2 separate regions of the Homo sapiens genome follow, and region 2 is linked to region 1. Evidence: chromatin loops called from intact Hi-C (ENCODE). Cell type or tissue: heart right ventricle. All regions are shown on one strand. Each heading gives the region's core, and the rest is flanking DNA. Links, peaks and the distances in the headings are about the cores only. Region 1 has its middle 48 kb from the start of MIR4522. Region 2 holds the start of LINC03146 (long intergenic non-protein coding RNA 3146).

The links. Peaks named below come from ENCODE experiments on the same cell type or tissue, not always from the same donor. Only the 100,000 strongest peaks of a DNase experiment are listed, where the experiment ranks them.
Region 2: a loop joins it to region 1, with 6 times the contacts of the local background. A loop is called at or near these places in 106 of 110 quality-filtered maps.

The regions. Positions count from the first base shown.
Region 1 is chr17:27,243,346-27,248,721 of GRCh38, reverse strand. No RefSeq gene overlaps it. Among named protein-coding and RNA genes, the nearest start is that of MIR4522, 48 kb to the left of the region's middle. In heart right ventricle, for the core only: a CTCF peak has its summit at 3,293 (motif pointing left); DNase peaks (open chromatin) are centred at 1,171, 3,241, 3,691 and 4,041; H3K4me3 peaks cover 1,119 bases; H3K27ac peaks cover 3,504 bases.
Region 2 is chr17:27,330,701-27,336,076 of GRCh38, reverse strand. It overlaps LINC03146 (long intergenic non-protein coding RNA 3146), which reads right to left and starts at 3,582. Exons shown (of 3, transcript XR_007065677.1): 1 at 2,650-3,582; 2 at 1,700-1,817. RefSeq lists an enhancer at 2,982-3,531. In heart right ventricle, for the core only: CTCF peaks have their summits at 2,797 (motif pointing right) and 3,029 (motif pointing right); DNase peaks (open chromatin) are centred at 3,086, 4,196 and 4,376; H3K4me3 peaks cover 1,661 bases; H3K27ac peaks cover 2,906 bases.

The DNA.
Region 1 (5,376 bases), core at 201-5,200:
AAGATATACAAATTTCCAATAATCACATGAGAAGATGCTAAATATCATTAGTCTTCAGGGAAATGCGAATCAAAACCACAATGAGATACCATTTTGCACCTGCTAGGATGGCTACATCAAATTGACATATAACAAACGTTGATCAGACATAAAGATAGGAGCAATAGACACTGGGGACTCCAAAAAGAGGGAGGTGGGGCAAGGGCTGAGAAACTTCCTATTGGGTACTATGTTCACTACCTGGGTGATGGGATCAATAGAAATCCTAACCCCAGCATCACACAATATACCCTTGTAACAAACCTACATGTGTACCCTCAATCTAAAATAAAAAAATTTAAAAATGAAATAAAAGGATTAGCTGCGGGGGGGTGGGGGGGAACAACAAGTGTTGGTGAGGATGAGAGAAATTGGGACCTTCCTGCCTTGCTGGTGGGAATATAAAATGGTGCAGCCACTTTGGAAAATAGTCTGGCAGTTCCTCCAAAGGTTAAACACAGAGTTACGATATGACCAGCAATTCCACTCCTAGGTATATACCCAAGAGAAATGGAACACATGTCCACAGAAATGTTCATAGCAGCATTATTCGAAATGGCCAAAAATGTGGTATATCCATACAATGGAATATTCTTTGGTGATGAAAAGAAGTGAGTACTGGTGTTACGACATGGATAAGCCTTGGAAACATTATGCTTAAGTTAAAAAAGCCAGTCAAAAAAACCCATGTATTATATGATTCAATTTGTATGAAATGTCCAGAACAGGCAAATCTATAGAGTCATAAAGTAGATTAGTGGCTGCCTAGGACTGAAAAGAGGGCGGGCATGGGAGAGTGATTGCCTAAGGGGCATGGCATTTCTTTTCTGGGTGATGAAAATGTTCTAAAATTCCTTGTGACGATGGTTGCACAGCTCTGTGAATACACAAAAACCACTAGATTGTCCACTTTAAATGGTTGAATTGTATGGTATGAGAATTACATATCAATAAAGCTGTTTTATAGAATAAATAAACAAACTCCCACACAGAGCCAGCAGCCAGCCTTCTTCTTGTTTCCATGCCAGGGATCTCGCTCCTATTTGCCCTTAATGTATCTTCCTGTTGACACCCAGCCAGCAAACTCATGTTTGCTCTGCGGTGACATCCCCAGGATGCACCAGGCCCTGGGCCTGACATTGTTCTGCAGTCCTTGCCAACTAGGTCAGCGTCAGGGAAGGCAAACAGCATATTTCAGAGGGTGACAACATAAGGGCGTGAGAAGCAGCCAGAGAGAGCCCCCCACCAGGCTCCCTTGGCCAAGACACTGGGGACCTGTCCTCTGGTTGAAACCTCCTATTCCTGCCTCCTCGACCCCCACTCCCCAGATGAAGGTGGATGCTACTGTGTGGGGCTGGAAATATAAAAGCACTTCCCCAGGGCAGTGATGGGCTCTGGGGAGCCATTGTGGTGGGAAGGAAGATAAGAAACACTTAACCTCAGAGAGGTTAAGCAACTTGCCTAAAGTTACTCTGCATTAAAGCTTTGAGTCACTTGCATGGCTAGAAGTTCTTGAGCTGGATTCTATCCTTTAAAAAAGATTCCAAATAACATATACATCCCATGGTAGGGAATTGGTTAAATTAATTATGCTCCAGTCACACAGTGGAATAGTATGCTGATGCTAAAAAGAGTTTGGCATGCTTTAAGTACTGATATGGAATTGTCACCAAGATGTGTTTTTAAGTGAAAAAAAGCAAGATGCAGAACAGTGTGTATAGTATTCTACTATTTGTCTAAAAGGAGGCAAAAGATACATATACAGTCATCATCCCTCCATATTCACAGGGCATTAGTTCCAGGACCCCTGCAGATACCAGTATCTAAAGATGCTCAAGTCCCTTATATAAAATGGCATAGTATTTGCACATCCTACTGTATACTTTAAATCATTTCTAGATTACTTATGATATTTTTATTTGTATTATTTTTTACTATTTTTATTTTTATTTGTATTATTTATTTGTATTTGTATTTTTTACTATTGTACTACTATTTTTATTGTTTTTTTCAATATGTTTTGATCTGCAATTGAGTGAATCCATGAACACAGAACTTGCAGATACAGAGGCTGTGGATACAGAGGGTCAACTGTATTTGTAATTGCTTGTGTCCAAATAAAGTATCTCTGAAAGGACACATAAGAAATTAATGACATTGGCCAGGCACAGTGGCTGGTCCCAGCACTTTGGGAGGCTGAGGTGGGTGGATCACCTGAGGTCAGCAGTTTGAGACCAGCCTGGCCAACATGGTGAAAGATTGTCTCTACTAAAAATACAAAAAATTAGCTGGGTATGGTGGTGGGCACCTGTAATCCCAGCTACTCAGGAGGCTGAGGTGGGAGAATACCTTGAACCTGGGAGGCAGAGGTTGCAGTGAGCTGACGCTGCAGCCTGGGCAATAGAGCAAAACTCTGTCTCAAAAAAAAAAAAAAAAAAAAAAAAAAAAGAATCACAGCTCCAATCAAGGAAGCAAAATTTTTCCAGAAGCTCCCAGAATTCTTTGGCTTATACTTCATTGGCCAACTATGTTATGTAACATTTTCAGCTGCAAGAATGTCTTGGAGAGAAAGTAATTTTCCCTCAGACTTTATGGTAGAGGGGGTGAGTATGGTGGCATGTCTGTGGTCCCAGCTACTCAGGAGGCTGAGGTGGGAGGATCAATTTAGCCCAAGAGGTCAACACTGCAGTGAGCTGTCATTGCATTGCTGCACTCCAGACTGGGCAACAGAGCAAGACCCTGTCTCAAAAAAGAAAAGAAAAGAAAAGAAAAATAATGAATAAATGAATGTCCCATGCTCTGAAGTCCATCCCCAAATCTCAAGTTAAGAGCCCTGCTTCCTAGGATGATTAAAAATTGAATCCTTTAATATTTGTCAAATGCTGTGCTAATCCTATCAGAAATTACTGGTGAGATTTGAGAAGGGGGATTGGTAAGGAGCATCCCTTTTCCTCAGTGTGAGTTCTAAACTATTGAGACATAAAGGAGTAAGATAGGTATGGATTGCAGTATCACCCTCATTGCTGATAAAGGCCCGGATTGAGGGTGTGGCTTAGATGAACCAGGCAACAACCAACATCCTAATGTCATACCCAGAATTAGACCCACCTGCCTGGTCATAGGCAGGACTCAGACATGCGGGCCTCACTGCAGGGCTGGCTGCATGACAGCTGTGCTCGCCAGCTGCCGATGGGAGGCCCCACCCAAGGGAAAGCAGGAGGCAGGCAGAGCCAGGCTTACACTGCCCTCTGCAGCTCACAATCACCTCCTCTTTCCAGGAGGGGCTTGCAGGAAGGGGAGAGGCCAGGAGGCTGTAACACTAACGGAAGAAACATACGGGAAAGGAGTCTTTTCCCAAATCCCCAAATTATCAAGATTGTACTGTTTCTGTTTCTCCACATTAAAGGAGATCACGCCAGCCACATTTCAGGGCCTGGTGCTCAAAAATAGTAGGTGCTTAATGCAAATCAGCCTCCTTTCCTCCTCTTCTCCATTCAAATTCTTTCTTAACCAGGGTAGGAAGAGATTAGCCTTCCCTTCCTCTTTAATGTACGGAGACTTCATTTCTCAATTTCTCTTCATTGCTCAATTTCTCTTCCTGTGTTGCAATTCCCCAAGCATGTGACTTTCATCTGGCAACCCTAGCCCTGTGCTATTGGGATAGTGGAGTTATGCCTCATGCGTCATGTTCCTGCACCACTAAGTCAAATTTCACTTAACAGACTCAGCTGCCCCTGCTCTGTGGAGGGTCTCCTCTCCCTTCCTCCTCTAGGACTCATCCATCTTCTTTATGCCCCACTTCCAACAGGTGGAGGACATTTATCTTCTTTTTGGAGCCACTGGGCATTTGAACTCCTTTCTCATGTTTGGGGGACTCCTACTTTATGATTGGATCGGGAGGAGGTCCTCACCTTCTACTAGAGAAACGGAAATGTTCCGTTTCCCCTTTCTCAGCCTCCCTTTTGCAACTACAGCCAGCGCATGTGACGAGGGCTGGCCAACCAGAGGGGCCTGTGCCAGACCTTAGGGGAGCGTGGGGGTTCTGAGGGAGGCCAGGACTCCCGAGAATGTCCACTGTGGATGGTCGGCAGTGCAGCACATCTGAATTCCTGGCACAGCAGGGGCCGCTGAGCCGGCTGGGGACACATCGAGGTTTCTCGGCACATAGGGTTTGGGTTCCGTCGGGGGGTGTTGTCCCTGACTGTGCAGCTTTAAACCTAGTTTTAGGGTCTTGTGGTGGTTCTGTGAGCTGCCTGTTTACCTTCTGATACATTTTCTTCTCCATTCAGGCAGTCGGTGTTTATAGTTTGTAGCTAGAAACAATGACAGTGAGGCCGTAATTGAGTCCCTGACTTGGTCTTCCAAGCCTGACGTTCCCACTGGTTCTCCCTTGAAGTCAGAGAATACTTCAAGAGTGCACAGGCCTCATCTCAGGAAGGACATGGGTGCGCTCACCTTGTCCTGCAGCCTCTCTTCCCCTTGGTGGTGGGGAAGGCGGTGCTGTGGACAGTGACTAACTCAGAATAGGAAACAGGCATATTGATCTTCATTTTGTCAAAATCAACCCAGTGACCTCAGGCAAGTCACTTCACCTCTCGAGATTTTCTCACATGTCAAATGGCCTGGGTGGAGATGCCAGACCCAAAGATGCCCCAATTTTAATACCGTGTCTGTTCTCGAAGCTGGAGTCTCATTTTACTACTTCAGCTTCATGGAGTGTTTTTGTTTATTTTTCCTGTAATTACTTATGGTAACCATAGTTCAAGCAACAAAGCTTGATGGACTATTACTTTTATTGCACCTGCCAGTCCTGGTTTCCAGCCCCAGACTCAGCTATGTCCCAGCTTTAAAAGTCCAAGAACCAGGACTTTGCAATAGAGGGATTACAATAATGTGCATTCGAACTATACCTGGGGACTGGGGGTTAGGAATTCTGTCTTGATACCACTTATGAAAGGTGTCCCTTTTACTTATGGCAGGTGGGTGGTTTATAGAACAAGCCCATTCAATCTCTTTGGGGCTTGAATCCTGGCTCTGAGTGGCTGTGAGTGGCCTTGAGTGAGTGACCTCATTCAGGTTCCCACATGCCATTTAATACTCTAACTCATGGAGTAGGGCTGACTTAACCTTCCCAAGAAGTTGTGAGTTTCTCAGGTGCAGGGTCCATGACTTAAATACATTTTGTATCCCCCATCTTTACCCCTCTCTCACCTTGACATACGTGTATACCCGTTTAGGGGTAGAACATGTCTGTAAGACCCACCCAAGAAACTGACAACAGTGAGTGCCTCAGGGAAGACTGAAACCAGGAGGAGGGACTTACTCTTCACTTTACAT
Region 2 (5,376 bases), core at 200-5,199, 87 kb before region 1:
TTTTGGGAGACTGAGGTGGGAGGATCGCTTGAGCACAAGAGTTTGAGACCAGGCCGGGCACAATAGCTCATGCCTGTAATCCTAGCACTTTGGGAGGCTGAGGTGGGCAGATTGCCTGAGCTCAGGAGTTTGAGACCAGCCTGGACAACATGGGAAAATCCCGTCTCTACTAAAAAACAAAAAATTTGTTGGGCATGGTGGTGCACATCTGTAATCCCAGCTACTCAGGAGGCTGAGGCGTGAGAATTGCTTGAACTAGGGATGTGGAGGTTGCAATGAGCCAAGATCGCACCACTGCACTCCAGCCTGGGGGACAGAGTGAGACTCTTTCCAAAAAAAAAAAAAAAAAAGAATTTGAGACTAACCTGGGCAACACAGCAAGACACCATCTCTACAAAAAAAATTAAAAATACAAAAATTAGCTGGGCGTGGTGGCATGCACCTGTAGTCCTAGCTACTTGGGAGGCTGAGGTGGGAGGATCACAGGAGCTCAGGAGTTTGAGGTTACAGTGAGCCATGAGCACACCACTGCACTTCAGCCTGGGCAACACAGCAAGAGGCTGTCTCTAATTTTTTTAAAAATAAGAAAAAATGTGTTAAAAAAAAGAATCACACAAAACTTATATATTAATTTGGCCAGAACTGGCATCTTTCCATTCACGAGTATCACATGCCTTTCCATGTATGTAAACTTTATTTAAAACCTCTTAGTTAAGTTTTTGTTGTTTATAGGACATGCACATTTTGTGTCAAGCTTATATCTAGGTATTTTATAAATGACCATGAAAAAATTCACTCTCAAGCATTAAAGAAATGCAAATTATGAGAGAACAATGAGATCCTATTTTTCCTTTCAAACTAGGACATAGTTTTACAAATAATACTCAACCTCAGAACGGTGTAGTGAAAAGGGCATTCTCATATGCTTCTGGGAGGATATGCATTAGTCTATTTATGTCCATTCTGGAGGAAGGTTTGACATTTTGTATAATAAGAATTGAAAATGTTGGCCAGACATGTATACATATGTAACTAACCTGCACATTGTGCACATGTACCCTAAAACTTAAAGTATAATAATAATAAAATAAAAAAAAGAAAATTAAAAAAAAGAAAAGAAAAGAAAATGTTGGCCAGGTGTGGTGGCTCATGCCTGTAATCCCAGCACTTTAGGAAGCTGAGGCAAGACGACTGCTTGAGCCCAGGAGTTCAAAGCCAGCCTGGGCAACAAAGCCAGACCCTGTCTCTATTAAAAATAAATAATAATAAATTTTTAAAAAGAATTTAAAATGTTTATGTCCTTTTAAATGAAATCTTTCCTATCCAGTTTTCCTGTGCAGCTGCTTCATTCAAGCCTGCTTTTAGTTGGAGCCTAAAACAATGTGAATAAATGTCCTAAATCCATAATTAGCGGCCTAATATGATTTTTTTAAGAAGTCCATATCCTTTGGCTTAATGTATAAGGTCAGGGTCCTGGCCAGAAATAGGCCCGAGCATTTAGTTTATAATCAAAGTGATATTTCAAACCAGTGAGGAAATATTCTACTAAAAGAGAAAGGCTGGGCTGGGCATGGTGACCCACGTCTGTAATCCCAGCACTTTGGGAGGGCGAGGCGGGTGGATCATTTGATGTCAGGAATTCAAGACCAACCTGGTCAACATGGCGAAAACCCATCTCTACTAAAAATGCAAAACTTACCCGGGCATGGTGGCACGCGCCTGTAATCCCAGCTACTGGGAAGGCTGAGCCAGGAGACTCGCTTGAACCTGAGAAGCCGAGGTTGCAGTGAGCAGAGATTGTGCCACTGCACTCCAGCCTGGGAGACAAAAGCAAGACTGTCTCAAAACAAACAAACAAACAAACAAGAGAGAAAGCCTGAATAATGACATATGAAAAGTTGACTATTCAGAAAAAAATAAGTTTAGATCTTTATCTTCCAGTTTATATCAAAATTAGTCCCAGGTGGGTTTAAAAGCCAAATGAAGGAGTAAGAGGAAATGGAGGAAGGGAAGGGGGGAAGAGGAGCAGAAAAGAAAAAATATAGATCTGAAATGTCTGTGTGATACTCAGATGGGAGCAGTTTTACAATTAAAAAAAAACAAAAGGGAGAAAGAATAAAGGAAAACATCAAGGCCGGGAGTAGTGGCTCAAGCCTGTAATCCCAGCACTTTGGGAGGCCCAAGGCAGGCAGGTTGCTTGAGCCCAGGAGTTCAAGACCAGCCTGGGCAACATAGCGAGACCTCCTCTCTACAAAAGATACAAAAATTAGCCGGGCGTAGTGGTGTGCACCTGTGGTTCCAGCTACTAGGGAGGCTAAGGTGGGAGGATGGCTTGAGCCGGGAGGCGGAGACTGCAGGGAGCCAAGATCACGCCACTGTACTCCAGCCTGGGTGACAGAGTGAGGCGCTGACTCAAAAATAAAAAACTAAAGAAAGAAAAAGAAAAACATCAAAAGGTCATCCCACATCAAAATGTCGTGTGGTGTATCAAATATCACCAAAAACAAAATCAGAAGGTAAAATTCTAAGCTTAGAAAAATATTTGCAACACATTCGACAGAACTGACATTTTTAAAGTGCTTCTGTACGTCAACAAGAGAAAAAATAGAAAATAGAAAAGCAGACCAAGGATATGAATAGGCAACTCACAAAAGGAGAAAGTCAGATGTTCACAACTATTTTTAAAATGCAGCAGACACGTGGTCTTGGAGACGCAACAAGCAGGGCCGCGGACCAGGCGTTAGGTAGGAAAGGCATTCACCCCTTCTCCAGCTGCGGGGCGGGGCCCCGGGTCCCTCTCTGGAGGGGCCTCCAGGGAGCGGAGCTCTGGGATGCCGTTTCCCCGGGGCGTCTGGGAGGGGCTGGAGAAACAAGCATTTCCTAGGGCTGAGCCCACTTGCCCTCTAGGGGGTGACGATTTCTCTCCCAGTCTTCCCCCCGACTTGGCTGGACTCCGAGGGGAGGGCGCTGGCGCTTCCAATGGCACAGCAGCTCGTGGGGAGCTCGGGCGCTGCCTCTCGGGCGGCTTCCCCAGCCCTCCTGACTCGCGGCCACCGGAGGGCGGTGCTGTCCAGGAGACGCCGGAGCTGGGCGCTCACAAAGGCCCCTTTCTCCTCCACCGAAGATGAGTCATAGCCCAGGCGGGGTCGGAAGGGCAGCCGCTCCAAGGCGACTGCAGAGCCGCGACTGCAGAGCCACGCCTCCGAGTCACCCTGGACGCCTGCGCCGGCCGCGTCTGCTTCTCCTTGGCTTGGCAGGCCACAGGGAAAACTGGGTCAGGCCGGTGGCCTAGTTCGCTGGTTCACAGCGTGAACGCCGGCAGTAGGTGACTAGGAAGGGCATCTCCACTTACTGTCTGGCTCATTCACGTGACAAATATCTGAAGAGCCCCGTGACTGACAGCCAGTTGCTAGTGCACTCCCAAGGCCCGGGTCACCTGAGTTTAGAATGTGTCATCTCAATACCCTGGGGGCTGGGCCTGCCTGGGCAGGTCGCCAAATCACTGGTCTTGTCACATCTCAGGTTCAGTTGCCCACATTGCAAAACATCCCCTGGCCCCCTGGCATTGGATTCCCTTGTGATCTAACCCTGCCCCACCCCTCTGACTGGCTCCCACCAGGTGGCCTTCACTTTGGTCCCCACCCCTGCCTGGCAATCCCCCTCCCCACATCCTGCTCCTGTGAGCCCAGGCCTGTCCTATGGCGGCCTGCAGTGACCTTCCACACCCACCCGAGCCCATTCAGTCTCCTCTCTGCTTCTGACTCTGCCCTAGGATGTCTGAGGATGTCATTTGTTTTTCCCTCCAAAATTCTTTTTGCTAATAAGAAGGACACTTTTGACACCCGGTCCAAAGGTGTAAGCTCCTGGGCCTCAGTGGAGCCAGAAGCAGCCTGTATAGGCCTGGTCTGCTCAGCTGGACAGGAGGAGATCTGGTAGGGATGGACCACTCCAGAGGAGAGGAGGTCAGCCATGGGCCTGAGCAGCATGAAGACCTCATGTGCCAGGAGGGAGGTCAGCAAGGGTGTGAGACCAAGGAGGGCACTGAGTCCAGAGTGCAGTAGCCCTTCCTCTTCTTTCTTTTCTTTTCTCTCTTTTTTTTTTTTCAGATGGAGTCTCACTCTGTAGCTTAGGCTGGAGTGCAGTGGCACAATCTTGGCTCACTGCAGCCTCCACCTCCCAGGTTCAAGCGATCCTCCTGCCTCAGCCTCCTAAGTAGGTGGAACTACAGATGCACACCACCAAGCCTTGCTAATTTTTGTATTTTTAGTAGAGATGGGGTTTCACCATGTTGACCAGGCTGGTCTCGAACTCCCAGCCTCAAGTGATCTGCCCTCTTTAGCCTCCCAAAGTGAACCACCAGGCCTGGCTCCTCTCCTTTTTTCTTTCCTTCCTCTTCTTTCCCTGCCCTCCCTTGTGGTTGCAGCCAAGGAGCTGGGCTGCAGCTGGCCCTCCCTCATGCTGAGTTTTGCTAACATAGTGCCTTCTTGTTCTCTCCCCCTCCCACCTTCCTGCCACCCCATGTGCCATTTCCCAGTGACTCTGGAGCTTCTGAGATGCCTCTGCCTGCATTATGGGTGGGCACACTGAGGCTCAGAAGAGCCAATGACTTGCCAGGAAGCACAGCCATTGGCAGGAGTGGGCAGAGTGGCAGAGGGATCAACTCTGTCTCACCCCAACTTGTGAGGACATGCCCAGAACACATGGGAAAGCAGGTGCACTGTGCTTTGCTGGGATGACAGCGTTCATAGACTTGAAGGCATCAATTTGACTTCAGCATTTAAAAAAATTTGTAATGTTTGCTGCAGAATATCCAAACAATAGAGATGTGTATAAAATAGAACCCAAACAAAAGTCCAATTCTCCCCCAACTCACTTCTCACTGTTGTAAACCAAAAATAATGGACCCCTCCTCTTGGCCAAAGGCATTCCAGGGTTACCTGAAAATCTAGTCAGGCCACGATGGAAGAGGGGGTGGGAGATGCCTCATTATACCCTCCAGCATTCACACCAACGGGGACCTTAGGTCTGATAAGAAACAATACAGTCTATTCTCCCTAAATCCTGCTACTTGGAGGCTTCGTCTGTGTGACAAAACCTAGGTCTTCACAACCTCTTATCATAACCCAGACATTCCTTTCTACCGATAATAACTCTTTCAATCAATTGCCAATCAGAAAGTTTTAAAATCTGACCTCTGGAAGCTGCACCCTACTTTGAATTGTCCTGCCCTTCCAGATCAAACCAATGTAAACCTTGCCTGTATTGATTGATGTATTGTCTTCCTAAAATGTATGAAAGCGGCCAAGTGCAGTGGCTCACGCCTGTAATCCCAACACTTTGGGAGGCCGAGGCAGGTGGATCACCTGAGGTCAGAAG